Regions from separate parts of the Homo sapiens genome. Here regions 1, 3 and 4 are each linked to region 2. A link is a contact called in ENCODE Hi-C or POLR2A ChIA-PET data. All regions are on one chromosome and are shown on one strand. Each heading gives the region's core, a stretch centred on a gene start or an enhancer-like site at or near the end of the contact. The rest is flanking DNA. Distances are from core to core; before and after follow the strand shown. Region 1 holds the start of AAR2 (AAR2 splicing factor). Region 2 holds the start of ERGIC3 (ERGIC and golgi 3). Region 3 has its middle 17 kb from the start of EPB41L1. Region 4 overlaps DLGAP4 (DLG associated protein 4).

What was found. Hi-C counts contacts between places; a loop is a spot of excess contacts on that map. ChIA-PET counts read pairs that join two places held with the same protein, here RNA polymerase II (POLR2A). Pooled maps may share reads with other maps.
Region 1: a loop to region 2 is called in a map of CD8-positive, alpha-beta T cell, with 18 times the contacts of the local background. The contact joins the promoter of AAR2 here to the promoter of ERGIC3 in region 2. A Hi-C loop is called at or near these places in 2 of 168 maps with a recorded cell type or tissue (CD4-positive, alpha-beta T cell and CD8-positive, alpha-beta T cell) and 5 of 50 pooled maps.
Region 3: a loop to region 2 is called in a pooled map, with 2.1 times the contacts of the local background. The contact joins the enhancer-like site here to the promoter of ERGIC3 in region 2. A Hi-C loop is called at or near these places in 1 of 50 pooled maps. POLR2A ChIA-PET finds 5 or more read pairs at or near these places in 3 of 52 experiments (AG04449, H1 and WTC11).
Region 4: a loop to region 2 is called in a map with no recorded cell type, with 7 times the contacts of the local background. The contact joins the enhancer-like site here to the promoter of ERGIC3 in region 2. A Hi-C loop is called at or near these places in 2 of 37 single-sample maps with no recorded cell type and 6 of 50 pooled maps.

Annotation. Positions count from the first base shown.
Region 1 is chr20:36,235,201-36,242,165 of GRCh38, forward strand. It overlaps AAR2 (AAR2 splicing factor), which reads left to right and starts at 1,278. Exons shown (of 4, transcript NM_001271874.2): 1 at 1,278-1,303; 2 at 4,621-5,425. The coding sequence starts at 4,669. LOC105372602 (a long non-coding RNA gene) reads right to left here and starts at 1,266. Exons shown (of 3, transcript XR_936695.2): 1 at 1,158-1,266.
Region 2 is chr20:35,536,460-35,543,381 of GRCh38, forward strand. ERGIC3 (ERGIC and golgi 3) reads left to right here and starts at 5,619. Exons shown (of 13, transcript NM_015966.3): 1 at 5,619-5,726; 2 at 5,864-5,934; 3 at 6,054-6,141; 4 at 6,363-6,482. The coding sequence starts at 5,639. RefSeq lists an enhancer at 5,291-5,380.
Region 3 is chr20:36,134,490-36,141,604 of GRCh38, forward strand. It overlaps a transcript of EPB41L1 not described here. Among named protein-coding and RNA genes, the nearest start is that of EPB41L1, 17 kb to the right of the region's middle. RefSeq lists an enhancer at 4,387-4,436. Within about 2 kb of position 4,307, at least 5 of the 41 ENCODE cell types and tissues checked have a DNase peak (open chromatin) inside an H3K27ac peak, as active enhancers do.
Region 4 is chr20:36,461,239-36,467,980 of GRCh38, forward strand. All of the region lies in intron 7 of DLGAP4 (DLG associated protein 4), which reads left to right. Among named protein-coding and RNA genes, the nearest start is that of MYL9, 77 kb to the right of the region's middle. RefSeq lists silencers at 1-271, 1-456, 4,268-4,562 and enhancers at 1-572, 573-1,363, 2,770-3,696, 3,697-4,622, 4,198-4,377 and 1 more. Within about 2 kb of position 3,918, at least 25 of the 41 ENCODE cell types and tissues checked have a DNase peak (open chromatin) inside an H3K27ac peak, as active enhancers do.

The DNA.
Region 1 (6,965 bases), core at 28-2,527, 690 kb after region 2:
ACAAGCTAAGGAGCAGCAGCACAAGAGATAAGAACAGACAGCCCTTGGTTTGCATTCTAGCTCTGCCATTCTCTGGCTGTGTAACATCTCTTTGAACCTCAGTTTTCTCTTCTGCAAATTGGGAATACACATACCTTACAAGGGTTAGTGCAAGGATTATAAATACCCAAGTGGGCCGGGCACGGTGGCTCATGCCTGTAATCCCAGCACTTTGAGAGGCCAAGGTGGGCAGATCACCTGAGGTCAGGAGTTCGAAACCAGCCTGGCCAACAAGATGAAACCCCGTCTCTACTAAAAATACAAAAATTAGCCAGGCACGGTGGTGGGCGCCTGTAATCCCAGCTACTTGGGAGGCTGAGGCAGGAGAATGGCTTGAACCCAGGAGGTGGAGGTTGCAGTGAGCCGAGATAGCGCCATTGCACTCCAGCCTGGGTGACAGAGTGAGATTGCGTCTCAAAAAAAGAAATACCCAAGTGGCCTGCCCTAAAATCACATAAGCCAATTCTTGGCAATAAATCACTTAATATAGATCTCCTACTGGCTCTGTATCTTTGGTGGAACCCTGATTAATAGTGCAGGGTTAGACCCACAAATAGTTATTTATTAATACCAAATTATCATCATTATTAATTAAATGCATAATATATGTACTCAGCTGAGCTTTTGTGCCTGGCTTTGTGCTCGGTTCCAGGGAAACAGTGAGGAACAAGACAGGCAGATTCCTTCCCTAGTGCGTTGATAGCCTGACTGAGATGTTAGGACTTGGCCTGCAGGAAGGACACGGGGTGATAATGGCCAGAGGGACTGAGGTGGCGACCGCTGCTGCTGCAGCAGCGGAGGCTGACGCTGGTTCTCTCTGGGCTGGTGGCTGGGTTTCTGAGGCTCTCCCCGAGGGCTGAGTGTGACTGGAAGCTGAGACACTGTGACCGGGATAGAGACTGGCTGACAAAGACAGTGACCGAGCGCCTGACTGGCTACTTCTGAATAGTAGCCACTGGTACAAGCCTTGGCTGTGCTTTAGTGACCATGACTGCTTGAGCCCAAAGTAAGATGGCTGGTGGCTGTGTTTCTGGACGGGGATATAAAATGCATAGGTTAATGAAAGTTGTTCACAATTCAGAAGCTAAAACGAGAAACTAAGAATAACAAAAGGCAACCTTGCATCCGGCGGAACCTGCAGGCACGGGCCATTCTTCCCGCGACCCAGGGCTCTGCCGGACCGCTTCCCCCGTCGCTCCAGTCAGACGCCAAAGCTGGAGAACTTCCGGTGCGTTTCCGCTGTACCGGAACGTGGGGCGAGGCGGTGAGTGTGGCCTCCTGGCCTCTTTTTCCTTTCCTGATTCCTTGTGTATGTGTGGCTGGGCCGCCCCTCTTCTCGGCTCAGAGTCACGGAGTGCCTTGAACTAGGCCCACCTCGCCGGGGCGGCTGGTTCTCTGTTTGTGGGACGCTGGTGTCTCTGGAGGCCCTTCCTGAGAAGCCGTCGCCAGAGTTACGTCGCGGTTTTCTTAACTTTAGAGCCTGGGGGCCGGAGACCCTGATTGCACTCGACCTGGCTCTGCCCTACTCTCTGCGTGACTTCCAGTAAGGTCTTTCCCCGAACTGAGGCTTTGTTTCTCGTTTACAAAATGGATATCATACTTGTATTAAATAAATGTTTACTAAGCGTTGAATCTGTGCTAGGGATACAGCAGGACTCAAGTCTCGTGGCGATGACAGCCTTCAATCAAACATCCAAAACTGCAGTTGTGATCATTGAGACGGAAAGGTACAAGGCACCCCAGATTATATCACAGGAGACCTGACCTAGCCCCAGGGCAAGGAACCTTTACTGAGGAGGTGAATATTGAGCTGAGATCAGAAAAAAGGATTTGACAAAGTGGGGAGGGAAGAGTTTTCTATATGGAGACAGCCTCCAATTTCAGGTTCTGAAAGAGGCCGTTGTGGCTGGAACAGAGAGCTTGTGGGGGACCATTGTGTGACACAAGCTAAAGGGGTTGCCAGGAGTCAGACCGTGCAGGCTTTGTAGGTAATAGGAAGAATTCTGGTTTTTCAAGAACCATATGGGAAACCACTCAGAAGCTGACATGGGTGGTGTTGTGATTAGATTGGCATTTTGAAAAGGTTACTGCTGTTGAATGGAGAATGGGTTGAGGAGCAAGCACTCTGAGTGAGGGACGATGGTAGCTTGGATTAGGGAGGTGGTGGAGAGAAGTGGATGGATGTGACTTTAGGTGTTCCAGGACTGTGAGGAACTCACAGAGCTGTCAGTGACAGGGGCTGGTAGACTGCAGAGTTCTATGCATATTTAATAAACGTTTTCCTAGCATCTCCTCTGTGCTAGGCCCTGTGCCAGCTGCTGGAGATATAGTGAATAGAATTACAGACTGGTGGAATTAGCATGAAAGAAACGTCATTATCAAGGAGGAGCACACAGATGTCACAAGGGAAAATGGCTAATTGATGAGCTGTTATTGTAAATGGAATATCTGTTCATTCAGCAAATATTAAATACTTTCTGAATTCAGGATTACAAATAGGAAGATGATACGTATTATTATTATTATTATTATTATTATTATTATTATTATTATTATTATTTTGAGACGGAATTCGCTCAGACCCCCAGGCTGGAGTGCAGTGGTGTGATCTCAGCTCACTGCAACCTCTGCCTCCCAGGTTCAAGCAATTCTTCTGCCTCAGCTTCTCAAGTAGCTGGGACTACTGGCGCACACCACCATGCGCGGCTAATTTTTTTTGTATTTTTAGTAGAGATGGGGTTTCACAGTATTGGCCAGGCTGGTCTCAAACTCCTGACCTCATTATCCATCCGCCTCGGCCTCCCAAAGTGCTGTGATTACAGGCGTGAGCCACCACGCCCGGCCTGTTGATACGAATTATTTAGAGCAGAGTCTTTCAAACTTTTATGACTGTGACCTACAGTAACGAATACATTTTATGGCACAACCAAGTATACACACAAACACACAAAGCTCCAGAAAACAGTACTTAGCTTTACTACTCATGATGTATTGTGATATTTCAAAAATTCTGTTATTTTCGTTTAAAAAATAATGCTGGTTGAGACCTTCACATTGATTTCCTAATCCACTAATGGATTGTGACTTGCAGTTTGGTGAAACACAAAGTGCTGATTCAGGGTAAGAGTCATTTGTGGTGGTTTTGAGGTAACAATGATAAAATGTGCTCTTATTTTTGGAAAAGGATTGGTCTTCCTTTCTGCACTGCTTTATTTAAAGTAAAAAGGGTAAACAGGGCCAGGCATGGTGGCTCACACCTGTTATCTCAGCACTTTGGGAGGCCGAGGCGGGCAGATCACTGAGGTCAGGAGTTCCAGACTAGCCTAGGCCACATGGTGAGACCCTCTCTGTACTAAAAATACAAAACTTAGCCAGGTGTGGTGGCACACACCGGTAGTCTCAGCTGCTTGGGAGGCTGAGGCACAAGAATTGCTTGAACCCGGGAGGTGGACGATGTAGTGAGCCGAGATCACGCCACTGCACTCCAGCTGGGGTGACAGAGCGAGACCCTGTCTCAAAAAAAAAAAAAAAAAAAGTAAACAATTAAACAGGCAGCTCGTTTTTCTGTGTGTGAAATTTTGACGTCTTGGCTAGATTGGAATTGCCTAGAGGGCAGTGACTGTCTTAATCTGTGATGTTTTTTGGGGGCCTGGCAAAGATCCTGGCACAATGCAGGCACTCAGTGAGTATTTGTTAAATTAGTCAGGTAGGTATCTTAGGACTAGAAGGTTGCATAATGGTTTGTTTACATTTGTTCATGTTGGTACCATTCTTGCCGATATCCCAGAGGCAATGTCTGGGATATTCAGAAGTAGGTAAAATAAGTGTACTAAGCTCTTTCTCTTCTGGCCAGCTTTCTCTTCCTAGGCTAGCTTTACCACCTGAATTCATTCTGGATGAATGGTCCAGAGCCACCACTGATTGTGGGCTCTTTGGGAAGTTGTTTCACTCCCTGGAGTTTAGGTTTTTTATGAGTGAAAGAAGAGGGGAGATTTGTGGTAGGAAAGCTCTCTAGACCCTGAACAAACTTTAGATGCTGAGCCTCCACTTGCTACCGTCTGTCCATTTCTGGGCCTTCCCTGAGGCTTATGGGAAACTGGATATGTACTTGATTTAATCTTTCCAAATCTTTTGGGATAGTTTTTTGGCAGAATTGTAGTTTTAAATGATGTAGGCATATAGTTTAGAGTGACCTGTCCAGGCATTTTCCACCCTCACCCTCTGTTGTGAGAAAGAGATCTGAGAAGATATTAAGAATGGACGGTGGACAGAACACTGGCCTGCAGGCAGGGTATCCAGATTCTAATTTGGGTCCTGGTATGACCATGAGCATGTCACTTTTCTTTCACTGGTATCTTATAGCTGTGAAGTGAGTGTCCTTGCATGTTAAGCCAAAACACAAAAATCCTTTCCTTTAATCCTCGTTTTTCTCATCTGTAAACTCAATGCAGGGTTGTCATGAGGATTAAGGGAAATAATTATGTCAGGGGTCTAACTCAATATCTGGCACATACAGAATGCTTAGCAAATGAAGCATCTTTCCCCCACGTTCTGATTAACTCTGGTTTCTTTCTTTCTCAGCTGTTCATCAAAGAAAAAGGGTTCTTTTGGTCACCCACCACTGGCCCCATGGCTGCCGTGCAGATGGATCCTGAGCTAGCCAAGCGCCTCTTCTTTGAAGGGGCCACTGTGGTCATCCTGAACATGCCCAAGGGAACAGAGTTTGGGATTGACTATAACTCCTGGGAGGTCGGGCCCAAGTTCCGGGGCGTGAAGATGATCCCTCCAGGCATCCACTTCCTCCACTACAGCTCTGTGGACAAGGCTAATCCGAAGGAAGTAGGCCCTCGTATGGGTTTCTTCCTTAGCCTGCACCAGCGGGGGCTGACAGTGCTGCGCTGGAGCACACTCAGGGAAGAGGTAGACCTGTCCCCAGCCCCAGAGTCTGAGGTGGAGGCCATGAGGGCCAACCTCCAGGAGCTGGACCAGTTCCTGGGGCCTTACCCATATGCCACCCTGAAGAAGTGGATCTCACTCACCAACTTCATCAGCGAAGCCACAGTGGAGAAGCTACAGCCCGAGAATCGACAGATCTGTGCCTTTTCCGATGTGCTACCTGTGCTCTCCATGAAGCACACCAAGGACCGCGTGGGGCAGAATCTACCCCGCTGTGGCATTGAGTGCAAAAGCTACCAAGAGGGCCTGGCCCGGCTACCAGAGATGAAGCCCAGAGCCGGGACAGAGATCCGCTTCTCAGAGCTGCCCACGCAGATGTTCCCAGAGGGTGCCACGCCAGCTGAGATAACCAAGCACAGCATGGACCTGAGCTATGCCCTGGAGACTGTGCTCAACAAGCAGTTCCCCAGCAGCCCCCAGGATGTGCTTGGTGAGAAGGAACAAGGCTCTTTGGGAGTGGGCCAAGGGGAGGATATTAGCAGAGGTGTTTTGGAATAGGGAGTACATCTTGTGTTAGTCCAGCAGCAACTAAACCTGGCTAGGAGGCTGAAGATACAGGTGTGTCTTTACCCTTAGCCCTGGAGATTTCGATTTGAGAGATCTGGAGTGGGGCTTCCGCAGTTTCTATCTGTCTAATAAACAAACATCCTAGGTGAACCTGGTGCAGATAATCTTCTGTTTGGGAACCACTGATAGAGCCCAGTCCTACAGAAGGAAAAGATTTGGCCCACTGAGTGGCTGAACTGAGACGAGAACCCAGGACTCTTGGTTTCTGGGCCAGACCTGTGTTCGTTGTAGCCTCTCACCTGCCTGCTCAGTTTGCTCCTGACCCTCAAGATGTTGGTCTCTCAACTGGCTTAGAACAGGACAGTGATTTTTTTTTTAATCATTACAGTTTTTATTGTTACCTTCCCTTTTATTACAAAAATGATAGATAATAATCATAAAAGAAAAACAAAATTTACTTCAAATCTCACTACTTAGAAATAACCATTTAAACAGTTTGGTATATTTACGTTCCTTTTTTTCTGTGTATTTCTATGTATTTCATTTCAATGTCTTCTCTGTTTATTTCTATGTACTTCCTCTCAGTCTTAAAAATTCAGTATATGTGTCTGTATATATATGAGTTTTTATAAAAACAGGATTGAAGTATATTATTACTTTGTAATCTGCCTTAATATAAATGTTTTTTCATGTCACTAACAGTCACTTTTTTAGTGGCTGTTTCATGTTCCATAGTTATTGGACCAGTTCTCTGTTATGGACCATTGAGATGCTCCCTGTTTTCTCTATTGTATCATCAAGTGGCCGGGTGTGGTGACTCACACCTGTAATCCCAGCACTTTGGGAGGCTGAGGCCGGTGGGGATCACCTGAGGTTAGGAGTTCGAGACCAGCCTGGCCAACATGGTGAAACCCCATCTGTACTAAAAATACAAAATTAGCTGGGTGGTGTGCACCTGTAGTCCCAGCTACTCTGGAGGCTGAGGCAGGAGAATCACTTGAACCCAGGAGGCAGAGGTCGCAGTGAACCAAGACCTCGCCATTGCACTCCAGCCTGGGCAACAAGAGCCGTCTCAAAAATATATATACATATATCATCTAGTGAACATTCTCGTGTGTACTTACACATACATTTAGGGATAGAATTGCTGGGTCAGACTGTGCATGTTGCCAGGAGAAGGTTTTTGCATCCTTGCTGGCTGGTAGGAACCTGTTGCCCATCACCTTTGACAGCATTGGGCATGACAGTTTAACAAAGGCCTCTTCCAATTGGATAGCTGAAAAATGGCACCTTGTTTATATTTCTTTATTTCTTAAATACTAGTGACAGCAAATATGTGTCACATTTTGAACAGCTATTTTTATATATATTTATAAATTTTCCAGGTAATTTGCATATTTTCTTGTTGGAAGTTCAGTGAGAAATTTGAATGTAGGACTTCTTTTTTTTTTTTTTTTTTTTTT
Region 2 (6,922 bases), core at 4,369-6,868:
CTGTAATCCCAGCACTTTGGGAGGCCAAAGCGGGCAGATCATTTGAGGTCAGAGTTCGAGACCAACCTGGCCAACATGGTGAAACCCCATTTCTACCAAAAATATAAAAAATTAGCCAGGTGTGGTGGTGGACGCCTGTAATCCCACTACTCGGGAGGCTGAGGCATGAGAATCGCTTGAACTGGGAGGTGGAGGTTGCAGTGAACTGAGATTGCACAACTGCACTCCAGCCTGGGTAACAGAATGAGAATCTGTCTCAAAAAAAAAAAAAGAGTTTACCACCATATTTGCCACATAGTAGTGGCTTGACAAATGCTAGGTATTTTTTTTTTTTGAGATGGAGTCTCCCTCTGTCACCCAGGCTGGAGTGCAGTGATGCGATCTTGGCTCACTGCAACCTCTGCCTGCCGGGTTCAAGCCATTCTCCTGCCTCAGCCTCCCAAGTAGCTGGGACTACAAGTGCACGCCACCATGCCTGGCTAATTTTTTGTATTTTTAGTATAGACAAGGTTTCACTATGCTGGTCAGGCTGGTCTCAAACTCCTGACCTTGTGATCCTCCCACTTCTGACACCCAAAGTGCTGGAATTACAGGTGTGAGCCACTGCACCCGGCCAATGCTAGCTATTTTAAAAAATTATTATTATTAGCTATTATTTTTATTTTTATTATTTTATTAAGGGATATATTAATATCCATAATTAGGACTGTAACTTTCTTTCTTTCTTTTTTTTTTTTTGATTCGGAGTCTCGCTCTGTTGCCCAGGCTGGAGTGCAATGGCACAATCTTCGGCTCACTGCAACCTCTGCCTCCCGGGTTCGAGCAATTCTCCTGCCTCAGCCTCCTGAGTAGCTGGGATTACAGGCGCCCACCACCATGCCCAGCTAATTTTTGTATTTTTAGTAGAGACGGGGTTTCACCATATTGGCCAGGCTGGTCTTCTGGCCTGGCTGGTCTCAAACTTCTGACCTGGTGATCCACCCTCCTCGGCCTCCCAAAGTGCTGGGATTACAGGCGTGAGCTACCGTGCCCAGCCAGGACTGTAACATTCTTGAAGGCAAGAACTGTTCTAATTCAACTCTCTCTTCCCAGGACTCAACACAGGGCAGGGACACAGTGTGTGTGTGTGTATATTTGAGTGTTGCTTGCATACATGGATATTACATTTTAAAATCTGAATTTAGTGCAATTTTTAATTTTTATTTTTTAATAATTTTTATTTTATTTTATTTATTTTATTTAATTTTCAGACAAAGTTTCACTCTTGTCCTCCAGGCTGGAGTGCAATGGCATGATCTTGGCTCACTGCAACCTCCACCTCCTGGGTTCAAGCGATTCTCCTGTCTTAGCCTCCCAAGTAGCTAGGATTACAGGCATGCGCCACCACGCCCGGCTAATTTTTTGTATTTTTAGTAGAGATGGGGTTTCACCATGTTGGCCAGGCTGGTCTTGAACTCTTGACCTCAGGTAATCTGGCCTCCTCGGCCTCCCCTAGTGTTGGGATTACAGGCGTGAGCCACCACCCCTGGCCTTTTTTTTAAAGTATTTTTGATACAGGGTCTCACTCTGTCACCCAGGCTGGAATGCAGTGGCATGGTCTCGGGTCACTGCAACCTCTGCCCCCCACCCCTGGGTTCAAGCGATTCTCCCACCTCAGCCTCCCGAATAGCTGGGATTAGAGGCACCCGCCACCACACCCAGCTAAGTTTTTGTATTTTTTGGTAGAGATGGGATTTTGCTATGTTGGCCAGGTTGGTCTGAAACTCCTGACCTCAAGTGATCCACCTGCCTTGGCCTCCCAAAGTGCTGAGATTACAGGCATGGGCCACCGCGCCTGGGCTTAGTGCAATATTTGAGGCACTCAGATTTTTTTTTTCCTGTGCTGCTGGTTTTGGTCCTATGTGGGCAATAAAACAAGGAACCTTTCAGGAAAGTACTTCTCACACTTTAATGTGCATGCTAATTATCTGGAGAGTCTTGTTAGAATGCAGATTCTGATTCTGCAGGTTTGGGGTGGGGACTGGGATTCTGCATTTCTAACAGGTTCCCAGATAAGGCCAATGTTTCTGGTTCAAGGATCCCACTTAGGGTAGCAGAGCTTTAGACTTAATTCCATCAGCAGATTCCTTATTACCTATTTCTGATAGAATTCTTGGTGCTCTCAGGAATCTGAAGCCCAGATAATAGAGGGAGATCCCAGGTGTCCTCTGCCACCCTGTTAGCTGAGGGAGACCCAAAAACTTTGGCTTCCGTGAAAAGTCCTCCTCCAGTTGTCCCCAAAGTTGTAGCATGAGTCCTTCCAAATCTTTTCTCATGATTATACAAATACATATTCCCCCATATAAGATTAAGATTTTTATATATAGATAGATTTTTTTTTTATTTAGGTTTTTTTTTTTGTTTTTTTTTTGAGACGGAGTGTGGCTCTGTCGCCCAGGCTGGAGTGCAGTGGGGCAATCTCGGCTCACTGCAAGCTCCACCTCCCAGGTTCACGCCATTCTCCTGCCTCAGCCTCCCGAGTAGCTGGGACTACAGGCGCCCGCTACTACGCCCGGCTAATTTTTTGTATTTTTAGTAGAGACAGGGTTTCACCATGTTAGCCAGGATGGTCTTGATCTCCTGACCTCGTGATCCGCCCGCCTCGGCCTCCCAAAGTGCTGGGATTACAGGCGTGAGCCACAGCGCCCGGCCTATGTTTTACATATATAACAATTTATATATAACTACATATATAATATATATAACAGTTTATATATATATATAACAGTTTATATATATAATATATATAACAGTTTATATATATATATATAACAGTTTATATATATAATATATATAACAGTTTATATATATAATATATATAACAGTTTATATATATAATATATAAGTTTATATATTATATATAACAGTTTATATATAACAGTTTATATATAATATATATAAGTTTATATATAACAGTTTATATATATAATATATATAAGTTTATATATAATATATATAAGTTTATATATATGTTTATATATAATATATATAACAGTTTATATATATAATATATATAACAGTTTATATATATAATATATATAACAGTTTATATATATAATATATATAACAGTTTATATATATAAAATATATAACAGTTTATATATATAATATATATAAGTTTATATATATAATATATATAACAGTTTATATATATTATATATATATATATGCACACACACAAAGAGAGAGAGAGAGACTCGCTCTGTCGCCCAGGCTGTAGTGCAGTGGTGTAATCACAGCTCACTATGAGGCAGGAGAACAGGGAATCAGGGTAACCGGGGGTTAAGACATAAGCAAATGAAGGGGTGCAGCCAGTTCTAGGCAGCATACAGGCCACATCTTCAATCCTATGATAACGAGACAGAAGTTTCCACTTCCGCCTCCGATTGACCGTGGGGCCAAATCTCCACTTCAGCCTCTGATTGGCTGTGGGCCAAGTCTCCACTTCAGCCTCTGATTTGGTCGCAGGCCAATCCTTCATAGGTGTAGCCAACTGGAGGCTTCTAAAGGGCACCTAGGGGTGTTGCCAGGTCCCTTTAGCTTAATACAAACCCTGATTGAGGAGGCTCTTGAGCAGCTTGCTCTAACCAGCTGCCGCTATGAATCGTCTTCAATAAATCTATGCTTTTGTTATTCCGTTCTTCTGTTGCTGTTTGTCTTTCGTTGCCCTTCTGTTACTTTATGTGTTTTGTTCAACACGCCAAGAACCTGGACAACTCTATGCTGGTAACAACTGCAGGTAACCTGGTAACAACTGCAGTTTCAAACTCTCCTGGGCTCAACCCCAGCCTCCCAGGTAGCTGAGACTATAGACGCATGCCACCACACCTGGCTAATTTTTTTATTTTTATTTTTATTTTTGGAGACAGAATCTCACTCTGTCGCCCAGGCTGGAATGCAATGGCATGATCTCGGCTCACTGCAACCTCCGCCTCCCAGGTTCAAGCGATTCTCCTGCCTCGGACTCACAAGTAGCTGGGTTTACAGGAGCACACTACCACGCCTGGCTAATTTTTGTATTTTTAGTAGAGATGGGGTTTCACCATGTTGACCAGGCTGGTCTCAAACTCCTGAACTCAAGTGATGCTTCCTGGCTCGGCCTCCTGAAGTGCTAGGGTTACAGATGTAGTTTTTAAAGTTTTTGTAGAGTGGGGTCTTGCTGTGTTGCCCAGGCTGGTCTTAGACTCCTGGCCTCATGTGATCCTCCTCGGTCTCCCAAAGTGCTGTGATTACAGGTGTGAGCCATTGTGCCCAGCCCAATTTTTAATTAAAAAATGGAATGATGGAATGCACATTACTTTGCATCTTTTCCCCCTTAAAAATACATTCTTAGTATACCTAAAGGAGTAAATCTACCTCATTCTTTTGAAAAGTGGCCTAATATTCCATAGAATGGGTGTATCGTGATTTATTCAATTTATTTAATGTATCAGTGGGCATTCTGGCTGGTTCCAGATTTTTGCCATTGAACAATCTCATGCATACATCTTTATGATGTGGTGCACTTAAAATCTTTAAGAGACAGATTCAATATCTTAAGGTGTAACAACCACCCAGATCATGGTACTTTTATCCTTATATTAAAATTTTTTTCTGTTAACCTTGGATAGCTGCTTACATATTTTTTCTTTTTCAAAATTTTTCTATTAACCTTGACATGGTGCTTTTACTTCCTAAAGTGGAATTCCTGTATGAAAGCCTATGAGCTTTTATATCTTACTCATTGCAGCTGCATTACTGTGGGAGCTGTCCCTCTAGAGACACTGGGCTGCAATGGGAAGTGTCAGGGAGAGCTTAAGCTCCATATCACTTGAGTCTAAACCTGGAGGGATAGAGCGTGTCCGTGAGGATCCCAGGGCCTGGAGAGCAATTTAGGGTAATATTCAGAAAGCAGCGCTCAGGAGAAGCACTGGGACGCTGTTTAGGTAAAATCAACCCAAAAGACCCTGATTCCCAGAGTACTTTGAGGTCCAGAAGAACTGGGCTGGAAGCAGGTCCTGCTATTAATTGGCTGTGATCTTGGGCAAGTTATTTAACTTCTCCAGGTCACAGTTTGCTCTTTGGAAAACGGAGATAAGTCACACCTGCTTTCAGGGCGGACACCCTTACTTTACATCAGAATCATCCGATGCCATTCCTAGCGTTTCGGCTTCAGTAGGTGGGAATCAATTATTTGCATTTCTAATAGGTAATCAGTTGATAATGATGCGGCCGGTCCGGTACACTCGAAAAACCACTGTTCCAGGATATTCCAAGATGTTCCAAGAGTCTTAAACACCTGGTGCAGTTCCGAGCACAAGGCACACGAACGGTGCTATTAGCGTTTCTAACCCCGCAGAGAACTCCTCGCACCCCAGTCCTCAAAATCCCGCCCCGGACAGCGGAGGCCGGGGCAGTAGCTTCCAGACCCAATTGCCCGCGCAAGGGGGCGTGGCAGCATCGTTGGGCGGGGCCGCCTGTAAGAGAACGCGGCTAAAGGTGGGGCCAAGCGTGCGGTTTGCTGCGCCTGCGTGAGGAAAAAGAGGGGGGCGTGGCTCCAGGCCGGAAGAGGGAGTCTGTAGGGGCGGGCCGGCTGGCGTCCCCTTTCCGGCCGGTCCCCATGGAGGCGCTGGGGAAGCTGAAGCAGTTCGATGCCTACCCCAAGACTTTGGAGGACTTCCGGGTCAAGACCTGCGGGGGCGCCACCGGTAGGCCGCAGCGGGGCCGGGGTCGCGTGGAGGGGGGCGTCCTAGAGCTTAGCCCGGGCTCCTGGACTCTGACTGGCCTGCCGGTGTCTGAGGGAGCGGATTCGAGGCCATTCTGACCCTCGCCCCTTGTCCTGCAGTGACCATTGTCAGTGGCCTTCTCATGCTGCTACTGTTCCTGTCCGAGCTGCAGTATTACCTCACCACGGAGGTAAGGGGCGGGGCTTAGTGCGTGGGCGGGGCTTGGCATTCTAGGAGTAGGACCTTTAGGGGTGGGAGTGGGGAAGGAGAGGTTTGGGGCTAAGTCTTACTGAGGTAGCGCTGCCCCAGGTGCATCCTGAGCTCTACGTGGACAAGTCGCGGGGAGATAAACTGAAGATCAACATCGATGTACTTTTTCCGCACATGCCTTGTGCCTGTGAGTACCTCACCATGGGTGGGACTGGAGAGACCCAGGGTTCTCATGTGGGCTGCCAGATTCACACCTCCACCCTTAGGTTCTGGACTGGACCCCAGGACAACCTCCTTCTCCTCATCCCGTTCTGCCCCAAGACAGGCCCAGTATCCCCTTCCCCTCCAAAACCCACATCCCCTTGTCCCTAGGGTCCCAGTACCTTAGCCTGATTTTCCTGCTTCCAGATCTGAGTATTGATGCCATGGATGTGGCCGGAGAACAGCAGCTGGATGTGGAACACAACCTGTTCAAGCAACGACTAGATAAAGATGGCATCCCCGTGAGCTCAGAGGCTGAGCGGCATGGTAACCAGGGGAGGGGGCCGGGTCTCAGATCCCAAAGCTGGATGTACCCAAGCCTATCTGCTAGCAAGTGAACTGTGGCAGGCATAGTGATACATTAAACAACTAAGAGCTAGAGAAGTCAAGTGACTTGCCTAGGGTCCCCCAGCTAGTAAGAGTCAGAGTGAGCTAAAATCCTCTATACATATCGAGTCAGGTAATCTACCTGGCTATTATTCTCAGAGGTCCTCAATACCTGCAGATGGTAGTTTGAATACCAGAGGTTTGAAGATAGGTCTTATGTGCTCTTGCCTTGGTAGAACTGTCTAGATGGACCCAGGCTTCTTTGAGTGTTTGCTTTCCCAGCCCATTGGCTTAATTCAGCCCTTAATGCTCTTCCCCTTTGGAATGCAGGTGGTTTAATGAGAATTTAGGTTCTCAAGTCAGATTGCCTGGGTTCACAT
Region 3 (7,115 bases), core at 3,057-5,556, 600 kb after region 2:
GACCAGCTCATGGTGGAGACCAAAGGGTGGGTGAGTTGGCAGCCCTAGTTTTTTCTATTACATTTATTCCCACGAGAATAGAGATTGCTTGGACTGTGTCCCACTGAACATTTGCAGAACAACTTACCCAGGCCATGGAGTTGAGAATAAAGAGTGGAGGAGGTAGTTTCCAGGCTGTTCCTGCAAGGTTACTGCCCAGCCTGGGCTATTAGCTCCTCAGGGGTCCAGGTCTGTCATCTACCTTGCTCCAAAGGCTGCATTGGTCTCAGGTAGGCAGAAGCAATGGCTGCACGTCTGTCTGTGGGAGTCTGTGAGGGTGCCTAAGCATAATAAATAAGAACACTATTTTGTGTTTTCTCTGTCTTTTTTTTTTTTTTTTTTTTTTTTTGAACCAGGGTCCCACTCTGTTGCCCAGGCTAGAGTGCAGTGGCTTGATCACGGCCCACTGCATGCAACCTCCACCTCCTGGGTTCAAGTGATTATCCTGCCTCAGCCTCCCGAGTAGCTGGGATTACAGGTGCATGCGACCACATCTGGCTAACTTTTGTATTTTTAGTAGAGACAGGGTTTTGCATGTTGGTCAGGATGGTCTCAAACTCCTGGCCTCAAGTGACCCGACCACCTCGGCCTCCCAAAGTGCTGGGATTACAGGCGTGAGCCACTGCACCCAGCCTACTTTGTATTGTCTATTATCACGGCCTGCAACCCACTTTCCTTGAAATATTACGTTTACTTCTCTTAAAACCATATGAGGTATGTATATGGTCATTCCCATTGTACAGTTGAAGAAACTGAGACTCAAAAGGTTAAGTACTTTCCTTCAGATCACACAATCAGTGAGGGATAGAGGGGGATTTGGGATTCTGCCTCCAGAGCCCACGGTCTTGGCCTTAGGGACTGATACCACATGGGCCGAAGCAATAAGCATGAGGTCAGGAGTCAGCGGGTTTGGAATCCCCCCTCTGCTCACCATCTGTGTTTCCTTGGGCAAGTTACTTTATCTGTCTGGATTTCCGTTTCTCTCTCCATAAAATGGGTATATTAATACCTGCCAGTTGGGATTGATTTAAAGGTCACTGAGATGATGGGAAGTGCAAGTGTCTAGCCTGTGGGCTTTCACCTCTTGCCCCTGCCTCCTTCCTGCTTCCCTCTACATATCTGAGGCTCTGGCCACCCTGGAGGTCTCCCACGCATAGCTCTTAGCTTAGGCCTTTGCACAAGCTGCTCTTCTGCCTGAAAGTTGCTGTCTCTGCCTGTTGTTGTAAAGATAGACTTCCTTCACATCTAGACTTCGATCCTTTACTGTTTCCTTGAGGATTCTGGAAAGGGGAAGGGGTGAGGTAGGTTCTCCCACAGGCCTGTTCAGTGATTATCAGGACAACCCCTCGGTAGGGGCAGAATTGAGGGTAGCAGGTAGGGTCCTGAACACCCTGGAAATATAAATCCCTCCAGAAAATTTCCTCCCTTTATACTTGACAGCTTAGGAAGGGCGTGCATATGAGGTGAGTGTTTCGTCTTTGGATCATTAACCTTCCTATTACTGTGGTCTCACTTTTTCAGTTCCCCCTATTTCTTTGGCATCATCTCATGGCCTTTTACTTTCTTGTTTGGTTTTCTTGCTAGAACTTACAAAAAAATTTTCAAAATTGTGGTAAAATATACAGAACCTAAAATTTACCACCCTGACCACTTGTTTTTTGAGGGAGGGTCTCTCTCTGTTGCCCAGGCTGGAGTGCAGTGGCATGCCCTTGGCTCACTGCAACCTCTGCCTCCCAAGCTCAAGCGATCCTCCCGCCTCAGCCTCCTGAGTAGCTGGGACTACAGGCACATGCAACTGTGCCCGGCTAAGTTTTTTTTTTTTTTTTTTTTTTGGAGAAACAGGGTTTCACCGTGTTGCCCAGGCTGATCTGGAACTCCTGGCCTCAAGTGATCCAACTGCCTCAGCCTCCCACAGTGCTGAGATTATAGGTGTGAGTCACCATGCCTGGTCCATCTTAACCATTTTTAAGTAAGTGTACACTTCAGTAGTGTTGGGTAGGTTCATATTGTGTAACACCATCACTACCACCATCTTCAGAACTTTTAAATCTTTTTTCTTTCTTTTTTTTTTTTTAGAGATGGTGTCTCGCTCTGTTGCCTAGGCCTGAGTACACAGGTGCAATCATAGCTCACTCCATCCTTGAACTCCTGAACTTCAGCAGTCCACCTGCCTCAGCCTCCTGAGTAGCTGGGGCTACAGGTGCATACCGTGGTACCTGACTAATTTTTTTTTTTGTAAAAATGGGGTTCTTCTTTTGTTGCCCAGGCTGGTCTTGAACTCTTGGCTTCAAGTAATCCTCCTGCCCTGGCCTCCCAAAGTAACGGGATTACAGGTGTGAGCCTGAATTTTTTAATTTTTTAAAATTTACTTTTCCACGGCAGAGTATTGTTCTGTTGCCTAGACTGAAGTGCAGTGGCACGATCACTGCAGCCCCAACCTCCCAGGCTCAAATGGTCCTCCCATCTCATCCTCCCAAGTAGCTGGGACTACACATGCATGCCACCATGCCTGGCTAAGTTTTTCTTTTTTTCCTTTTCTTTCCTTTCCTTTTTTTTTTTTTTTTGAGACAGGGTTTCACTCTGTTGCCCAGGCTAGAGTGCAGTGGCTCAATCTCGGTTCACTGCAACCTCTGCCTCCTGGGCTCAAGGGATATTCGCCCCTCAGCCTCCCAAGTAGCTGGGACTACAGGCATATGCACTATCACACCTGGCTAATTTTTTATTTTTTGTAGAGACAGGGTTTCATCATGTTGCCCAGGCTGGTCTCAAACTCCTGACCTCAAGTAATCCGTATGCCTCAGCCTCCCAAAGTGCTGGGACTATAGGCATGAGCCACTGCGCTGGGGCAGCTAATTAAAAAAAATTTTTTTTGGATACAGATTGGGTCTCACTATGTTGCCCAGGCTGGTCTCAAACTCCTGGGTTCAAGTTATCCTCCTGCCTCAGCCTCCCATAGTGCTGAGATTATAGGCATGAGTCACCGCACCCAGCCTGAATACTTTTTTTATGTTTTGAGACTGAGTTCCGCTTTTGTTGCCCAGGCTGGAGTGCAATGGCGCGATCTTGGCTCACGGCAATCTCCGCCTCCTGGGTTCAAGCGATTCTTCTGCCTCAGCCTCCTGAGTAGCTGGGATTACAGGCATGCACCACCGTGCCCGTCTGATTTTGTATTTTTAGTAAAGATGAGTTTTCTCCATCTTGGCCAGGCTGGTCACAAACTCCTGACCTCAGGTGATCTGCCCGCCTCGGCCTCCCAAAGTGCTGGGATTGCAGGCATGAGCCACCATGCCCAGCCAAATTTTTTAATATGAAAAAAGTGAAACTATATCCATTAAACAATAACTCCCATTTCCTCCTCCCCCAACCTGTGGCAGCTGCCATTCTCCTTTCTGTAACTGCAAATTGGACTAGATACCTCAGATAAGTGGAATCATACAGTGTTTGTCTTTTTGTGACTGGCTTTTGTTACTTAGTATAATGTCCTCAAGTTCACCCATGTTGTCATATGTATCAGAATTCCCTTCCTTTCTAAAGCTGAATAATATTCCATTGTATATATGTACAACATTTTGTTTATCCACTCATCTGTCGATGGACACTTGTTGCTTCCACCTCTTGGCTATGTGAATAATGCTGCTATGGCCTTGGCTGTACAGAGATCTCTTTGACACCTTGCTTTCAATTATTTTGGATATAGCCTCAGAAGTGGAATTGCTGGGTTGTATGGTTAGCACTTTTTTTTTTTTTTTTTTTGAGACAAGAGTCTCGCTCTGTCAGCCAGGCTGGAGTGCAGTGGCACGATCTCAGGCTCACTGCAGCCTCTGCCTCCCAGGTTCAAGCAGTTCTCCTGCCTCAGCCTCCCGAGTAGCTGGGATTACAGCTTCTCCACCCCGCCCGCTAATTTTTGCATTTTTAGTAGAGACAGGGTTTCACCATGTTGGCCAGGCTGGTCTCGACTCCCAGCCTCAGGTGATCTGCCCGCCTCAGCCTCCCAAAGTGCTGGGATCACAGGCATGAGCCACCACATCCAGCCAGCACATTTTTTAAAGCCACTATTTATTGCATGCTTAATATGTGCCAGGAACTGGGTTAATGATTTGACATATATTGCCTCACTCAATCCCTGCGTCCACTCTGAGTAGTAGGAAGAATTATCCCCAGTTTGTAGCTGAGAAAATAAAGACTCAGAGAGGTTAAGTTATTTGCTCAAAGTCTCACAGCTAGGAAGCTTTGGAACATGCACTGGAGCTTTGACCTGCCGCCAAAGCCTTGCTTTTAACTATTGTGACATGCTGCCTCCCAGTGGCCTCTCTCTCCACCTGTCTATAGAATTTTCTGCCTCTGTTGTGTCCCATTTTTTTTTTCTCTCTTGCCTTGTGTGTGTTCACTCTCTCTGGAAACTTTGAACAACTTAAGTAAAGGCCCTTTGACTGCCAAGAAGTTTTGTGAGTTGGAAACTTAGAGCGGGAGGCCTGTAATTTGCTTTCTAATCATGGTCCTCTGGATTTATAGCTGCCTGTCTCCCAGTGACTGACAGGCTCTTATTCAGCCTCTTGTGGTGATTGCCTTGTGGATCCACAGAAAGCCGGCCCAAGAGGGCCAGCTTCCTGGGTACAGGGACGCTGTACCCCCAGAGAGGCAGTGTGGGAAGGGAGACGGCCCGGCTAGGCCAACGAGGATTCTCTTGGCTCACTGATTTCCTAGCAACAACAGAGGCAGAAAATTTTACAGAAAGGTGGGAAAAGAAAGGCTATGAAGTAGATTCCAGTACAATTGCCTTTTTCTGATTTTCAAAACTATCAGAGCAAAAATATTCCTAAATTTGTTTCGAGTTTTATAAGTTCAAGCCAGACTTACGGTTTGCATGATAGTCAGTTATCTTTCTGTCATCCTTTAAAAAAAATTTTTTTGTTATGCAAAATTTCAAACATACATAAAAATAAAGAGTATAGTGTAATGCACTTCTGTGAACCCATTGCCTAGGTTTAGCAATGATTAATACATAGAGTCACAGCTTGTCTATCCAATAACACAGAAGTTTAAATTTTTCCTCATTCACAGCACTAGCTCAGCGCTTCAGACCTAGTTGTTGCTCAGTAAATAAATAGATGCTGACTGATTACAAAGCCCTTCCCCTCTCTGGGTCTCAGTTTCCCCATCTGTGCAGTAAAGGGATAGGATTAAGTGCTTTCTTCTTATTATTATTTATTTATTTTTTTTAAGACGGAGTTTCACTCTTGTTGCCCAGGCTGGAGTGCAATGGTACGATCTGGGCTCACCGCAACCTCTGCCTCCTGGGTTCAAGCGATTCTCTTGCCTCAACCTCCTGAGTAGCTGAGATTACAGGCATGTGCCACCATGCCTGGCTAATTTTGTATTTTTAGTAGAGATGGAGTTTCTCCATGTTGGTCAGCTGGTCTCGAACTCCCGACCTCAGGTGATCCGCCCACCTTGGCCTCCCAAAGTGCTGGGATTGCAGGCATGAGCCACCGTGCCCGGCCTAGGTGGTTTTTTTTTGTTGTTGTTGTTTGTTTGTTTGTTTTTGAGACAGAGTCTCGCTCTGTCACCCAGGCTGGAGTGCAGAAGCGCAATCTCTGCTCACTGCAACCTCTGCTTCCCAGATTCAAGTGATTCTTGTGCCTCAGCCTCCTGAGTAGCAGGGACTACAGGTGCGCGCCACCACACCTGGCTACTTTTTGTATGTTTTTTTTTTTTTTTTTTTAGTAGGGATGAGGTTTCGCCATGTTGGCCGTGCTGGTCTTGAACTCCTGGCCTCAAGTGATCCAACCACCTTGGCCTCCCAAAGTGCTGGGATTACAGGCATGAGCCACCGCACCCAACCAGGATTAAGTGCTTTCTAAGAGACATGGTAGTCAAAGTATACACTTGGATGTCAGACACAATTGTTTTTCCATTTATTAGCTAGGTATCTTCAGGCAAGCTGAGTCTCAGTTTTCTCATCTGTAAAGTGGGGATATGACTTCTCAAGGGTGGTTGTAAGCACTGAATAAAGTAGCTGTTTTGTTGCTAATACTTTTATTATTGCTATTTTGAATATTAATATTCTGGTTGGAAGAATCCGTGTATTTCAGAAATGCAAAAATAAAATTGGAATGGACTAGAATTCATGCCCTAGGATTTGGCTTCTTTTTTTGTCCCAGTCAGCAGATAATCAGAAGCCCAAGAAATGAATAGTGCAAGAGGAGGCCCAGAGTGAGGGCCATCCAGGCTGATTTCATCTCCTCTCTTCCCCTGCCCCTGCCGTGTGTGGGTGTCACAGCCCCCACCCCCATGAGAGAGCCCGACTAGCCACCCCCTCCCCTAATGAGACAGGCCCAAGATGGAAGAGCCCACAGGTGGAGAGGGTGGTGCTGCAGGATGTCTCGTTGCTAAGATTTCCGAGGAGGCAGCAAGAGCCTGTTTCCAAAGCTGGGAGGGAATGATGGGCTGATGAGTAGATGTAGGGCATGTGGCCCCAGATGGGGTTTTGTGGGATTCTGGGCAAGGGACAGCAGCTGGGAGAAGGCGCTGGGGGCAGGAGGAGGGTCTTTGTAGAATATGGCCCCTTTCATAGACTGTGGGCTCAGGATTACGTGTTCATTTCTTCCATTTACCTCCTTATCTGTCAATATCAGACCTGCATGTGAATCCTGATTCACTCTATGACCTTTGGCAAGTGTTGTGCTGCTGTACTTGCTGGCCCTCAGTTTTCTCACCAATGGGAGGGCTAAGTGAAACATGTATAATAAAGTGCTCTGTAAAAAGGAAGACAAAGTAGAAATGTGAAGGTTCACTACGACTGTCATCTTTATTATTTTTTTTTTCTTTTACTGTCAGATGAGGGAATGGGACTCTGTTAGGTTTCTATGCATGAATAGGGAGCCCTGGAGGGTACTTCCGCTGTGAGGGCCTGTGTCAGGAGACTGTGGGAATTGGCTAGATGGGCCCCATTAGTGAAACTCCAGGGAACAACTGAAGAGGGCAGCAAAGTTCAAAGCCAGAGAGGCAGCCCAAGGGGGGCTGTGGTTGCTGAAAGGTGGGGGCTCTAGTGAGATTCTAGGAGGGACCTTCAATGG
Region 4 (6,742 bases), core at 2,668-5,167, 920 kb after region 2:
ACGTGGGCGCGCGCTCCTTTCCTGGGCCGGCCGGCTGGGCGTGGGCCGGACGCGGCGGCCCGCGCGCCTGCCGACCAGCCCGGCTGCGCGCGCCGGGCCACATGCCAAGCGGGCTGCGCGCGCCCCTGCCCGGCCCGGGAGTCCCTGACGACGCGCGCGCGGCTGACGCGGGGGGCGGGGAGGGGCGGGGCAGGTGCGGGACTTTAACCCGGAGCCCCGCCCCTCGGGCGTACAAAACCGGAGCCTCGGGCCGGGCTGCGTGAGGGAGGAGGGTGAGTGCCCGCCGCTGGCCGCCGCCGCCGCCGCCAGTCCGTCCGTCTGTCCGGTCCACGTCGTCGCTGCCGCCTCCTCAGCCCGGACGCCCGGGGCCCGCCCAGCGCCGCCCGGAGCAGCCGCGGCCCCGCGAGGAGACGGGGGCCGCCCCGCCCGGCCCGGCCCGGCCCTGCCCCGCCCCCGCCCTCGCCCTCCTCCTCCTCCTCCTCCTCCCCGTCTGTCCGTCCGTCCGTCCGTCCGCCCGCCCGCCCGCCCGCCCGCGCTTCCGTCCTGTCCAGCCGCCAGTCCTCCAGCCCGTGTCCCCGCTCCGCCCGCTTTGTCTCTCCCCGGCTCGCTGTCTCTTTGTCTCTGCCCTCGCGCTCCTCCGCAGCCCCTCCCTCGCTCCCCATCTCGGGTCCCCTTCTCAGAGCGCTCTTCAGCCCTCAGAGCCGCCCTTTCTGGGCGACCCCACTCTTCGGGACTCCCCCTCAGAGCGCCCCCAGATCTTTTGGGGTTCCCCTTGAGAACACCTTCCACTCTCCCCAAGGGCTCCCCGTGAGTTTCTTGCACATCCTTTGGGGGTTCTGCACCCCAAGTCGCTGGGGTCTCGCCTCCTCTGAACCCCCATTGCCCCTGGGCTTTCCCTCTTCTGGGTGTTCCCCATATCCACTGGGAGCTCCTAGGTCCCAAGTTGGGGTCTTTCTCCTTGGGACCCCCCAATATGTCCTCAGCTCCCTGACTTCAGGAGCTCCTCTCTGCTTTCCCCTGGTTTGTCCCCTGTCGCTGTCTCTCCTTGTTCTCTCTCAGGTCTCCGAGCACCCCCACTTCTCGGGATCGGGGTCCCCTGCTTTGCTCTCCCTGCCCCTCTGTGCCCCCACATCTGTCTCGGTGGTCTCGCCACTCTGTGCCTCTTGCGCTGAAGGCCCCCCTTTGAGCCTGCTTCTTTGCCTGGGGCCCTTGGCCCCCCCTTGCTTTTTCAGCCCTAGCCCCCTGTCTCCCCTTCTCTCTGCTCCTTGTCTCCCTCTCCCTTTTTCTGTCTTTGCCGGGTCTCTGGGTCTCTGACCCCCATCCGGCCCTCATGGCTTTGTGTCTGGAGCTCTTGAAGCAATGTGAGTGGTGGGGTGTCCGGGTCGGGCCGGAGTTGGCCCGCAGGCTGGCCGCGGCCGAGGCTCCATGGGGTTGGCGCTGGGGCAAGGGCTGGCGCTAGGGCAAGGGGGCTCTGAGGCCTCCCACAAAGGGGGAAAGGAGGGAGGGGCCAGGCTGTCTGGCGGAGGAGGGAGTGGGGGGCCTTCCTGCTCTGAGGCTTCTGCTTTAGTTGCTTGAGTGTGTGGAGGGCACCACGGGCTGGGCATCCCTGCCCACTTGGCCCCGCATGGCCTGGCACTTTGTGATCGCTTGTGGGCAGGCCGGGCTATTTTGGAGCCGGCAGGATGTGATATCATTTGGACGTTTATTTAGCCCCGGCTGGGTGTGGGGGCTGCGTTCTTGCCAGCTTGAGTAATGAAATTTTGCAGGGGGGTGGGGGTGGGGTCAGCCTCCTAGGCAGCTAGGCTGTGGGGTTCATGGCCAGAACTTTGCAGAACACCAGAGTGGGCAAGTGAACAAAGGTCTGTGCTGCCTGGATCTTGCTGAGATTCGATTCAGGATGAGCAGGGAGAGGACTTCTTAATCTGACCACCCTGAGGATTGACTTTGGTAGTCTAACCTCTGGGGCCTTGGTTCTGCCAGCTTCAAGGTGTTGTAACCTTGAGCGAGACCCTTGTCCTCTCTGTCAGTTTCCCTATCTGTAAAAAGTGGATAATTGTGCTGGCCTCACACTGTTGTCATGATGATCAAATGAAACATCTGTAGACACGCTTTGTGAACTGTCAGCCTGTCTTTAAACAGCCCCATCGAGGGAGAGGAGCTTGCCCAAGGGTAAACAGCTGGCTGGCTCCTGCCAGAGCTGGGACAGGGATCCAGGACTAGGACATTACAGTCCAGGGCTCTTTAACCTCCTCCCCACTACCTGGTTATTCGAGAATGCACCTGCCCTTCCAATAGAGCAGGGAGACGGCTGTTTCTTAATTCAGGCCCCAATCCTGCTTGTTCTTTGTTAGTCCGTTTGTAAAGATAGATGGGCGTGCCCATCGGGATGTCTGTGCAGGGGGACAGTTGGATTTTCCATGTTCCATCCCATTGTTGTTTAAGGGTGGGCCCTGCTTGGACAGTGGCACTTGGAATAAAGTCACTTTGTAGTTGTGAGCCTTGGCTGCTTTTCCTGCTTCCCCTGTAGAGTAGGGGAACAAAGACCTCAGCCGAGAGAGGTTCTGCAGAGAGCTGGGGTTTGCTGTCAAGGAGCTTAGGATGTCCTAGAACTTTGGTGCAGGGAATGAGATCAGCTGTTCAAGCGCCTTGTCTTACAGATGAAGAGATGAGGCCCAGAAGGGCCAGGGACCCACAGAGGTTTGAGCCAGGACTTCTGGGTCCTGTTCCATGGCACTGCCTTTGAAGAAGTCACTGTCATGCTGTTATCACCTGCCCCTGGTGTATAATGACAATCTCTAACATCCTTTGACCTTTTTACTGTGTACGCTGTGCTTGGTGCTTTACTTCAGCTACTTGCAGTGGAAAAGAAGAAGGGCTTGGTGCCTGGCCTGGAAGTGAGGGGTGCAGGATCCCAGTTCCCACATCTCACCCACTTTTAGGGATGTCACTTTCCTTTGGGCTTCAGCTTCCTAATCCATAAAATGGGAATAACATTCCTTATCCTAAGACTGATTCTGAAATCATGGAATCCCTCAAGAATTGTGTGAGCAGCGGCTCACTCCTGTAATCCTAGCACTTTGGGAGGCCAAGGCAGGCAGGTCGCTTGAGCTCAGGAGTTCAAGACCAGCTTGGGCAACAAGACAAAACCCTGTTGCTCCAAAAAATACAAAAATTAGCTGGGTGTGGTGGCATGCGCTTGTATTCCCAGCTACTTGGAGGAGGCTGAGGCAGGAGGACAGCTTGAATCCAGAAGGTCAGGAGGTCGAGACTGCAGTGAGCTGAGATCATGCCACTGCACTCCAGCCTGGGTAACAAAATGAGACCCTGTCGACCGGGCGCGCTGGCTCACGCCTGTAATCCCAACACTTTGGGAGGCCGAGGCGGGCAGATCACTGGAGGTCAGGGGTTCGACATCAGCCTGGCCAACATGGTGAAACCCCGTCTCTACTGAAAATACAAAAATTAGCTGGGTGTGGTGGCACACGCCTGTAATCCCAGCTACTTGGGAGGCTGACGCAGGAGAATCATTTGAACCTGGGAAGCGGAGGTTGCAGTGAGCTGAGATTGCACCATTGCACTCCAGCATGGGTGACAAAAGCAAAACTCTGTCTCAAAAAAAAAAAAAGAAGAAACTGTTCCAGAGAGTAGAAACTCTGGGTTTCAGAACCACAAACGCCTGGTTTTAATCAGTCTCCATCATTCACTGCGTTTGTAATCTTGGGCAAATTATTTCTTTGAGCTTCAGTTTTCTTATCTGGACTCAAGATCTGTACTACAGGATTATGATGAGGATTAAATGAGATTATGTATTTTTTTTTAAATCTGGTGCACAGTAGGCACTTAATAAATGTGAACTTTCCCTTCCCAAAAACATCTGGGTGACTTTTCTCTTTGTAGGAACTAGACAGCCCAGTTCCCCCCCCATCCCCCCCACCCCCGCATGCCCTGTGGTTGGGGTTTAGATAACTAGGAAAGCACCTGTGGCTATTCTAATAGTAATAGGAGTGATCTTCTCATCTCTCCCAGGCTGTGTGAGGCATTGTGTAATCAGCCAGGCTCTTTCCCGACCATTGTTCTCCACCAACAGGCCTGGAAGTCGGAAGCCAGTGGAGTTCTCCCTGTTTCACAGGTGAATGAAAAATAGGGGGCCCAGAGAGAGACAAGGACCTGCTCAGGGGCCCACAGCCACAGCAGTGACAGGCAAACTTGTAGCCCAGGCCTCTTCTCCACAGCCCGCAGCGTTTCTCCAGGTTTATGGCTTCTGCCTGATAGCCTACCCCTCAGGCCGCCTTCCCTGGGTCTGTTCCCATCTGTTCTGGGAGGAGGGTTTTCTTGACATTTCCCCAGTCTCTGAGCTCATCTTGAATTTAAAAGGAGGCTATCTGGAGGCTGGGTGGGGACTGAGTCACCACCTCCCGTGGCTTTCTCATCCTGAGCAGCAACCAGACACACCCAGAGGGCCACTGCTGGAGACCTGCAGATTGTAAATGCCACACAGGCTTTCTTCCCAGAAGCTCAGATGGGCTCTTGCGGGAAGGCTGTCATCGTGGTTCTGTATGTATTTCTTCCTTCCCCTAGCCACTTTGAGAAGTTGTTGCCTGTCCTTTCCCGCTTCAGCCTTTATTAATGCTGTCCTCTTCCCCTATAGTGCCCTCTCTTCCCCTAGAGGCCCACACTGTCAAATGCCACCTCCCCCAGGAAGTTTGTCCTTGCTGGCTCTGGAGTCCCAGCAGGACTCCTGAGGATGCTTACGGCATGACCTTGGCAGGTCACGCCACCTTTCTGTGCCTCAGTTTTCTCATATATAAAATTTGGGTTTCTTGTCTTTATAAAGCTCCATCCCTAGACACTCTCATTTGGCAGGTCTTGGGGCAGGAATCACATGCCCCTAGGTTTTTAAACCAGCTCTCTAGAGGATGCTGGTGCTGAGAGCCTGTCGGCTGCAACCTGGGAAAAGCTGAACTGAGAGGACCCTGGTTTGCATGACAGCCTAGCTTGTTGCTGTGTGACCTTGGATTAGTCAGCTTTCTGTACCTCCGTTTTCCTCCCTATCAGATTGGGATGGAAATGAGAACTCGTGTAGTAACAGCCCCTCAATAAATGGCAGTCATCACCATCATCAGCTTTGTTTTGTGTGGGGATTGGTGGTTTTCAGAAGCAAGTCACCTTTCCCCTACTTGGTCCTGGCAGCAGGCACTGTCAAGTCAGACTGGGCCAGGGTGCAGGCTGTGGAATTGAACACCTGAGCAGGAATGAAGTCTAGTCCTTACAGGAATGTAATGAGGTTGATGAGGTGTGTGGTGTAAATCTCTCTCGGGTTCCCAGATTTCCCAGACCTGACTGTGGCTGCCTTTCCTCACTCAACCTGTGCTGGAATCAGCTGTGTTAACAGACAGACCCACCCATTCTTAGAAACCAAGGCTACCTTAAAGAGAAATACAAGCCACATTCTAGAGCTAAAACATGGCTGTTCCACAGCATGGAGGCAGGCCCAGGGACGGGTAGGGATGCCTAGGATCCCAGAGCAAGACTAGAGCCACATCTCTGCCTCCCTCCCCCGGGCTCCCTCGTCTCTGTACATCACTGGCCTGGAGCCCTGAGGTCTGGTTTGGCCAGTGAACAGTTTCCTCATGGGATAGGAGCAAGAGAAGTGGTCCCAAGTGGTCAAAGCGAGTCTCTCGCTCTTGCTCTCTCTCTCTCTCTCTCTGTCTCTCTCTCTCTCTCTCTGTCTCTCTCCTCTCTCTCTCTCTCTGTCTCTGTCTCTCTCTCTCTCTCTCTCCTCTCTCTCTCTCTCTCTCTCTCTCTCTCTCTCTCTCTCTCTCTCTCCCCCCCCCTTCTCTCGGCCCTGCCTTCCTAGCCCTGGGCCAGGCTCTGAGAGGATGGGGATTAATAGACAGACAAGGCGTCTCTGCCCTGAGGAACTTATGGTCTGACAAGAAGACAAGCCTACAATTATGAGAGACTGTGTGACACTCTGTAATTAAGCGTCTGCTGAGGAAAAGCATTGTCTGAGAAGGAAGAAGTGAGCATGAGCCAGAGGAAACAAGAGCCCTTTGAGGGGAGCTGGATTTGCAGAGGCAGAGGGTGGTGCCGACATTCCAGGGAGGTGGGTGCAGAGGGCATGGCTGGATGATAAGTGTGCATTTAGGGAAACAGCAGTATGCTAGTTTTGCTGAGGCATCAGGGCTCTGGCTGGAAAATCTGGGTGGAGCCAGGAGGTTGTAGGCAGTGTTAAACAGCTGAAAAGCAGAGGCACTGGGGAGGCATGGAAGGTTTTAGAGCAGAGGTAGCACAACTGGAAGACTTTCCAGAGGATGAATCAGGCTGGGTAAATTGGAATGAATAAAAATCACAACAGGGAGGAGGCTTTGCAGGCATCCAGATGACACAAGAGGGTGAGGTTTGGGTGGGGCCCATGGGAGTGGGAAGAGCCAATTGGGGTAGCAGAGGATGCTGTGCTCCCTTAGGAAAGCTTGGCCAGCGCTCTGATGGGCCAGAAGGGAAAATGTTGGGTGTTGCTGGTTTGGGGCAGGAAGTAGCAGTCTGAGCACATTTCTTGTACACCTGCTGTTTGCCTGGCTCTGCGCCAGGGGCTCCACAAGGGCGCTCATGAAATCTGTACAATAAGCCAGAGGCAGATGGACTTCCCATCCCTGTTTTGCAGATAAGGAAAAGGTAGCTCAGGCCCAAGGCCAACTGTCTCCAAACCGTGTCTCTTCCCACAGCTCAGCTCTGCTTCTTG